Regions from separate parts of the Mus musculus genome. Here region 2 is linked to region 1. Evidence: chromatin loops called from intact Hi-C (ENCODE). Cell type or tissue: left cerebral cortex. All regions are shown on one strand. Links, peaks and the distances in the headings refer to the core of each region. The heading gives the core; the rest is flanking DNA. Region 1 overlaps Rapgef2 (Rap guanine nucleotide exchange factor (GEF) 2). Region 2 has its middle 4.6 kb from the start of Rapgef2.

Region 1 (4,398 bases), core at 317-4,316:
TTTTTTACTGATTGTAAGTGTAGGGAGAATTGTTTTTATATTTTTTTCTACTTAAATAGAAATTTATGCCACAGTAATATATAAAAGAAGCCTTGTAAATGTGAACAATTAATGTTCCTTATTTTTCATGATACAAATACGAGTCTTGACTGTCTTTCTTGTTTTCAAGAGACTGCATCTGTTCTTAGGTTGATATTCTTTCAGATTAAAGTAGCTGGTAATTTCTTTCCACAGTTTCCAGTGTTGCCCCTCCCTCCCTCCCCCCTCCCTCCCCCTCCCTCCCCCCTCCCTCCCCCGTCCCTCCCCTGGCCTTTCGATTGCATGTGTGGTCCAGCAGTAGTAAAGGAGATTGTTTTCCTGACAGAGTTTAGCAGCAGAGCGGAGTCAGTCTAACCATAGCTTCCTGTATGTCTGTGTGCAGCGGCTCCAGAGCTCACTGAGTGCGCGGGAGTTCTTTTCGTTCCTCTTGCAGTGGAAGTCAGCTAAGGTCTGCTGGCTCCTGGCAGTTTTCTGTTTGAACTGAGAACAGGAGCAAGAATAACAGTGTTCCCAGAAGTTCTAGGATGGGTGGGGCTTATAGAACCAAGCCTGCTGGGAAAGCTAGTTGACTTGTTAGCTAAGAAAATGGGAGAACCCTTCCAGGCATCAGGCATGGGGCAAACTTTGTGAGGAGAGATTGCCTGTTGGAACTTGCAGTGTGATTTATAAAAAGACAGACCATAAATAACCATGTTAAACCTTATCAAGACCTGCTTAGCCTTTGAAATAAATATAGATCAGGGTCCGTGTGGACTGACGGGACAGAATTTAACCTTCAGGTGCTCTCCAGTTTTGTTGTTGTTGTTTTTGTTTTGTAAGTGGCTTTGGGAAAATTACACTATAATAGGTGAGGTAGTGCAACCCTAACCCCAGCATTGAGGTAGCTGCAACAGAAAGATTAGTAGACCCCAACCTGGGCTAAAAGGAGAAATTTACATTGTACGTGATTATGTCTGTTTATCAGCCTTATATTATGATGGAAATTTAAAAATTGAGTGCTAAGAAAGATTGAGGGATTTTTCATTTAAATATATAAAATTGTCACAGCAAGTTCCCCCTCCCCCTGAACCTTGTGACTTTCAAAGAAGCCTCTCAGGACAGGAAATGAACATGTATTGAGCCAGAGCAGGGCTGAGGAAATGCATGCTACATCCTTCAAAACAGCTATCTTGTAGGTCATTCAGCTAATACAATATTAATGTTGAGAAAATAGATGACAGGAATCCAAAAGTACCTTCTTCGTGTCTTATCCTTGTATTCGTGTCTCCACTTAAACTCTAAAGAATGTGTGGCTACTTCCTAGTGGACTTTGGTGACATTCTCGAAAAGTCAAAACATCTGTTGACATCTGTTGAAAGTAAGACACTCAGACAGGCACAGTGGCGCACACCTTTAATCCCAGCACTAGGGAGGCAGAGGCAGGTGGATCTGAGTCCAATGGTCTACAGAGCCAGTTCTAGAACAGCCAGGGCTATACAGAGAAACCCTATCTTGAAAAATAAAAAAAGAAAATAAGACACTTGCTGTCAGCAGTTTGAGAGTTGGGTCCATACTTCTAAAACTGATGGGTTCTTCTTGATGGAGTTTGGTTGTGGGAGGTTTTGCTTCCAGTTTTGTTTGTGTTGTCTTACTCTGCTAAGATTGCAATTGATGCCTCAGACAAGCCAGACAAGTGCTCAGTCATTGAGCTGTTCTCAGCTGAGTCTTTACTAAGCAGTGTGTTTGTAGCTAAGGAAGCAAGAGTAGTTGAGACACGTCATAGTTTCTTCATCTTTACCAAGAGTGCGTAACAATAGATACTTTTCTCACCATTGAATAAGTAACTTACACTTTATTAGAGTAAAATTTGAATCTCTTAGTCTTCAGGTATTTATACCTTCTTGAATAAACCCCCATTTCATTGTCAACTTACAGTTTTTGCCCATTTGGTGGACCTGTTTAGTTTTTGAAGCTTAAAATATCTAACTACTACATTTACCTTTCTCACTCAGGTTATGCACTGGCTCTCAGTGGCACCGTGGATAATTTCTCAGATTCAGGTCACAGTGAGATTTCTTCACGATCCAGTATTGTCAGCAATTCTTCTTTTGACTCGGTGCCAGTCTCTCTGCATGATGAACGGCGCCAGAGGCATTCTGTCAGCATTGTGGAGAGCAACCTAGGTGTGGGCAGGATGGAGCGGCGGACCCTGATGGAGCCTGATCAATACAGCTTAGGGTAAGCGTCTGTTCCTTGCGATCTTTCCTGTCTCTCTCTGTGGGTCTGTGAGTAAGTGCCGTGCTATTTTTGTTGTGCAGTCTGCTTTTGTAATGTGTTTACTCCTTGTGGCCTTCCTTCTTCTGGAGGAAGACTGCAGCAGTAGTAGACACAGTCCAGTCTCTGTCTGATCTGCCTTCCATGGGTAACCAGAGTATATTCTGCCACCCTGAACCTTGTAAGGAAAGTGTAAGTGCCCCTTCTTTGTAGCAGGCTGTCCTTCCCTCCCCATGTTTGCTTTGTAAGATGAATGAGCAATATGGCAGATCTCTGATCCCATTCAAGAGTACTTTCTTCCTCTCTAGGGTGGAAGAAAGCTGCCTTTCTAAGGGGAAAGATTTGTATAGGCATGGCAGCTCATGTCTATCATCCTAACACTTAGGCTGAGGAAGAGGTTCATGAGTTGAAGGCCAGCCTAGACTTCAAACCAAGAGCTTGTCATCAGCACAAGGGTGTTTGTTTAACAGCCTCACATCTTCCTTTCCTGTGTTTTGCTGGATAGGTCGTATGCCCCAGTGTCTGAAAGCCGAGGCCTGTATGCCGCAGCGACGGTCATCTCTTCTCCTAGCACAGAGGAGCTTTCCCATGACCAAGGGGACCGTGCTTCCCTCGATGCTGCTGACAGCGGTCGTGGGAGCTGGACATCATGCTCAAGTGGTTCCCATGACAACATACAGACCATTCAGCACCAGAGAAGCTGGGAAACACTGCCATTTGGGCACACTCACTTTGACTATTCAGGGGATGCTGCAAGTATATGGGCCTCCGGTGGCCATATGGACCAAATGATGTTTTCTGATCATAGCACAAAATATAACAGACAGAATCAAAGTAGAGAGAGTCTTGAACAAGCCCAATCCCGGGCCAGCTGGGCGTCTTCCACGGGCTACTGGGGAGAAGACTCAGAAGGCGACACAGGCACTATCAAGCGAAGGGGTGGGAAGGATGTCTCCGCTGAGGCAGAGAGCAGCAGCATGGTGCCCGTGACTACAGAGGAAGCCAAACCTGTCCCTATGCCTGCCCACATAGCTGTGACGCCGAGCACTACCAAGGGACTCATCGGTAAGTGTGGAAATGGAATGTTAGGGGGCACACCTGAACCATGGCTGTAACCTAGTTACTATGGAAACTGGCTCCTCTCTCAGTTGTCCATTGCCACATATGGTTCCAAATCAGCAGTGTGGTCCGAGCTGAAGTGACTCAGCCTTAGCGCTAAGTTGGTGGTCAGAGATTCATTTAAACATTCGGTAAAGATTAGCCCTCAGCCCACAGTGAATAGTTTCTTGCTGTGGCTATTATCTTGTCTAAAGTTTTTTTTCATTTTACCTGAAAATTATTAAGATAGATGTCTGTATTCTTCACCAAGTGATTTCCTTTCATTGAAACTTACAAAATGGTTTATTATTCTCTTGTCCCCTTGAATTGTATTAAGAACTCTGTATCCTTTGTATATTGAAACCTTTTTCATTGATTTATGTTATACAGGCACATTGTTTCTCAATTAAACAAGTTCCTTATGCATTCTAGAACAGGAGTAGAGTTCAGAAATGAGTAAAAGCTGGGAGAGGGGTGTCAGTCAGAGCTAGAATCCCTGTCCTGACACTTCAGACTGCTATGCTTGCTCATCCTTAAAATGGGCTTCATAATTTTACCTTCTAAAAAATGATTTATTTATTTCTAATTTTACGAGTGTAGGTGTTTTGACTACATGTATGTCTGTGTGAGAGTGTCTGATCCCCCGAAACTGGAGTTATAGACAGTTGTGATCCGCTATGTGGGTGCTGGGAATTGAATCCAGGCCCTTTTTAAGAGCAGCCAGTGATATAAACCACTGAGCTATCTCTCCAGCCCCCATAATTCTATCCTAATAGGGTTAGTGTGAGGATGGAAGAGGTCTTGCCATAGGACATCAGCAGTACCTAAAAGTGCTGGTGCTCCCTGGTGTAAAGGCTAGTGTGCTCCCCGAGTCTGAGTGCTGTTCTGTGCAGCAGGCATGAATATCTGTCTACTAGAACTGTGATGTAGATTGTGAGGTATGGAGAAAACCTTCTAGAACATAACCATATCACACATCACTTGTATTAGTGAGGAAATAGGTCTGTA
Region 2 (4,398 bases), core at 161-4,160, 80 kb before region 1:
ATTCAAGGATTACCCTGAATTACAGAGTAAATTCAGGTTCATCTTGGGCAACTTGAAACCATATCTTCCTCCTCCTCCTCCTCCTCCTCCTTCTCTTCCTCCTCCTCCTCCTTCTCTTCCTCCTCCTCCTCCTTCTCTTCCTCCTCCTCCTCCTTCTCTTCTTCCTCTTCCTCCTCTTCTTTTATTTGCACACTTAGAAAAGTTGTACACAGAAACTTAACATTTGTAAAACAGATCTGTTAGGGTGACATTTTTATTTTTAAACCATTAAGATTGATCGAGAAATAAAACAAAAACATAGTAAAATGTGAAACCATTTCTTAAAAGTAAAAAGAGGCCTGGGATGTTTCTCAGTGGTAGAGTGTATGCATAGCATGTACAAAGCGGGGCCAGGTTCAATCTCCAGTACTACCCTCCACCACCAAATCAACTTTTCCTCTTTGGAAGTTTTTCTTTTGGGGGAGGGGTGTGAAGAAAGTGTGAGGACTCATGTGTGTTCCCGACTGCATTAGTTTACGTGTGCGATGTGAGTATAAGTGTATGTGGAGGCAAAAGAGGTCTCCTGGAACTGGAGTTAGGAGTGGTCGTGAGTCCTCTGATGCTCACATCCACTGTAACTGTATCCTTTGTAAGTGCTTATCTTAGTCAGGGTTTCTATTCCTGCACAAACATCATGACCAAGAAGCAAGTTGGGGAGGAAAGGGTTTATTTGGCTTACACTTCCATACTGCTGTTCATCACCAAAGGAAGTCAGGACTGGAACTCAAGCAGGTCAGGAAGCAGGAGCTGTTGCAGAGGCCATGGAGGGATGTTCTTTATTGGCTTGCCTCACCTGGCTTGCTCAGCCTGCTCTTTTATAGAACCCAAGTCTACCAGCCCAGAGATGGTCCCACCCACAAGGGGCCTTTCCCCCTTGATCACTAATTGAGAAAATGCCTTACAGTTGGATCTCATGGAGGCATTTCCTCAACTGAAGCTCCTTTCTCTGTGATAACTCCAGCTGTGTCAAGTTGACACAAAACTAGCCAGTACAGTGCTCCTAAGTATTTGTAAATGGTGCTTTATTTTCTCAGAAAAGGGATGAGAAGAGATGAGAGCCATGCCCAAGCTTTGTGAGTACATGGCTTGGGCTGAACCCAGAGCATTTCTGTCTAACTATTGCTAGGCCTAGGCCTGGAAGCTTCCAGCCTCTGTGTAATCTAATCTTCTGCAAGCCCAGGCCTTGAAGGCTTCAGCTTCCAGCCTCCCATCTACTGACCTAGGCTATCAATAAATACTACAGACAAGCCCACTACTCTAGGCCTAGATATTTCAGCCTCTGAGACTTACTGTTAAATTAACCTCCCCTTTCTAGCTCTTTCTGAACTCTAGCTGGTTGGTTCAACCCAGTTGTTCTGGCTCAAACTCCTCCCAAACCTGACTGATTCAGAATTGGTTCCCTGACTTCTGACTGCATTGCTCTGCTTGAAAATACTGCTGCCTCTGAGTTCCATGAGCTGAGCTGCATTGAGTGCACTGAGGTACAAACTGACGAGAACTGTACAGAACTGCAGGGACGCAACTGAACGCAACTGCATTGAACTGAACGGCACCAAACTGACCCAAACTGAATTCTTTCTGAACCTCTTACATTGAGATGGCTCAGTGGTAAAGAGCACTGACTGCTCTTCCAGAGGTCCTGAGTTCAATTCCTGGCAAACACATGATGGCTCACAACCATCTGTAATGGGGTCTGATGCCCTCTTCTGGTGTGTCTGAAGACTGCAACAGTGTACTCATATACATAAAATAAATGAAATCTTAAAAAATAAAAAGGTGGTCTCTCTTCCTGTCCTCGTGAGAGTTGGGCACATCCTATCTGTGACTCATTCTGTCAGATCTTTCACTTTGTCTGCCCCTAAATTAGATGTCACACTTTTAAACACGGTTGCTTCCTACTACAAACTAACTTCATCTTCGTTATTAGGGACTAAAGGTGTGTTGTGTTCCAGCTGGATCATACAGACCTAGAAGGACTTTGGAAGTGATCCCTTGCCAGAGCAGCCATGTTGCTGGATTAAAATGTCTCTAAAAAGTATTGATGCTGAAACGTCCCATTTTCCGTAAGGCCAAGCAGCCACCTGGTGGCCTGGGATCACCTGGTCTCTACTCCAAGAACTGGGGTTCCAGGCAAAGCTGTGCTGGGAATTCAGACTCATGGCCTCATGCTTTCCTAGCAAGTCCTCTTACCCACTGCACCATCTCCTTCGCTCCAGACCATAGGATTTTTAAATGTCACTTGTTTGGGGAGCAATAAAATATTAGGAATCGGATTTGCAAAGTTTCTGATTTTTTTTTTTTTTCAGTTTTCAAAGAATAACTTCTTTCTTCCTTTCTCACTGTCAAATCCCCTATTTCTGTAATTTTCCCTTTCTTGTGAGGAGAAGAGACAATGAGTCACTACTCAGGCATAGTGGTATTTGAAAACTAGACTTCTGTAGCCTTGTAGCCCTCTAACTTTGTGTCTTACAGACCTCTTCTAACAAAAGATAATTGTATAGTTTTCTTGTATCTTTTGGGCTTAACTGTTTTGGAAGCTTATTGTGAGCCATGGTTAATATTAAGAACCAAGTAAGTTCTAAATATGAGTAATAAATACCGATAAGAAGAACATACTGATATAGCTGTCTCTTGTGAGACTACGCCGGGGCCTAGCAAACACATAAGTGGATGCTCACAGTCAGCTATTGGATGGATCACAGGGCCCCCAATGGAGGAGCTAGAGAAAGTACCCAAGGAGCTAAAGGGATCTGCAACCCTATAGGTGGAACAACAATATGAACTACCCAGTATCCTGGAGCTCTTGACTCTAGCTGCATATGTATCAGAAGATGGCCTAGTCGGCCATCACTGGAAAGAGAGGCCCATTGGACTTGCAAACTTTATATGCCCCAGTACAGGGGAATGCCAGGGCCAAAAAGTGGGAGTGGGTGGGTAGGGAAGTGGGGGGGAGGGTATGGGGGACTTTTGGGATAGCATTGGAAATGTAAATGAGGAAAATACCTAATTAAAAAAAAACATAATGTGTCTTATCAATGAAATGAGCTTAATGGGTAATTTGAGAGATGGTGAATAGAGAAGCAATTATCTTGTGAATTTAATTTTTATTTAAATTTTGGTGTGTATTTCTAACTTTTACAAATTTAACTAAGTAAACTTGCATTATTTACCGAAAAAAAAAAAGAACATACTATTTTCCTCAATGTCAGAGGAATAGATATAGTAAATATGTTAGAAGGAAAAGGCATGAAGGAATTCAACAGAATTCCATTTAGCTGGGGTTCCTTTACATTAGGGAGGTTCCTGAACAAGGTATTCTACTTTTTTAACATTGTAACTAGAATTTAAAAGTTTTCACTTCCTCACACAGCAGAAGGGGTTTGTTTTGTTTTGTTTTTCTCTGTTGAATGTTACTAAGTGTAGATGGCTAAGAGATGAGGTAAATAGAACACAGGTCAGGGCTTCTCACTTCTAGGCCACATAGTTTATCTGTGCTCATATAAACCTGTACTATAGGATTCTTCTAATCTTTGGTTCACTTTATTTCACAATTCGTACCTGACATAATTGTGTCAACGTGTAAGAAAGTGTGGCTGATAAACTTCCAAGTTGTCAGTACTGAGTCTTGAGGTATGAGTGTTGTAGGCATGAAGCCAGACCCTGAAGCTGTCACGCCAGTACAGAGAAGCTTCCGTGCCCGAGGATGTGTGATTTTCTTACTTCATCTCTCAGGTTTCCCGATTAGGTTAGTTTCCTTCTTGAGAGAAGTGACACCTATTTCCAGAGAAAGGCAGCAGTAAGTGGCAAACCTTGCTGTTATAGGGCAAGACACCACCGATATGAGGCTACTGAAGTTTGAAGGATTGTTGGCATATAGATGTAAAGGGACATGGGCTAGGAGACAGATGTGGAGTTTGATGGTTTAGGCCTTGAGTCAGTCACTTCTGTATTGTGATAAATGTATGTGACAATTAAGTTTACCGTTACGTATACACTTCATTGTTATTACCTTCAGAACCTTTTCATCTTCCAAACTCAGACTAATCAATAACTAATCACCCCCCCCCACACACACACACCCATGAACAATCCTAGCAAACACCTAGCCTGGCTGTCTCTGAAACCTGACTAGCTTAGAAACCCAGAATTTAGTGGCTTACAGCATTTGTTTGTTCATAACTGGCTTATTCCACTTAGCCCACTGTCTTCTAGATTGACTCTGCTGTAGTGTGCACTCCCTTTGAAGGCCTCTGCCTTCATGTCCTGTTGGATGTGGTAGATACCACTCAATTTGTGCATTTATGTGTTGATTTTGGTTGAATTACTTGTTTTTCGTGCCATTGGCTTTTGAATTATATC

Evidence for each region. Peaks named below come from ENCODE experiments on the same cell type or tissue, not always from the same donor. Only the 100,000 strongest peaks of a DNase experiment are listed, where the experiment ranks them.
Region 2: it touches region 1 in a loop (1.9-fold over the local background); 1 of 42 quality-filtered maps calls a loop at or near these places.

Annotation. Positions count from the first base shown.
Region 1 is chr3:79,067,848-79,072,245 of GRCm38, reverse strand. It overlaps Rapgef2 (Rap guanine nucleotide exchange factor (GEF) 2), which reads left to right. Exons shown (of 24, transcript NM_001310536.2): 21 at 2,031-2,256; 22 at 2,798-3,357. Among named protein-coding and RNA genes, the nearest start is that of Gm52609, 13 kb to the right of the region's middle. In left cerebral cortex, for the core only: no CTCF peak of the experiment used is centred there; DNase peaks (open chromatin) are centred at 468, 2,220 and 3,295; H3K27ac peaks cover 2,318 bases.
Region 2 is chr3:79,148,163-79,152,560 of GRCm38, reverse strand. It overlaps a transcript of Rapgef2 not described here. Among named protein-coding and RNA genes, the nearest start is that of Rapgef2, 4.6 kb to the right of the region's middle. In left cerebral cortex, for the core only: a CTCF peak has its summit at 1,738 (motif pointing left); no DNase peak of the experiment used is centred there.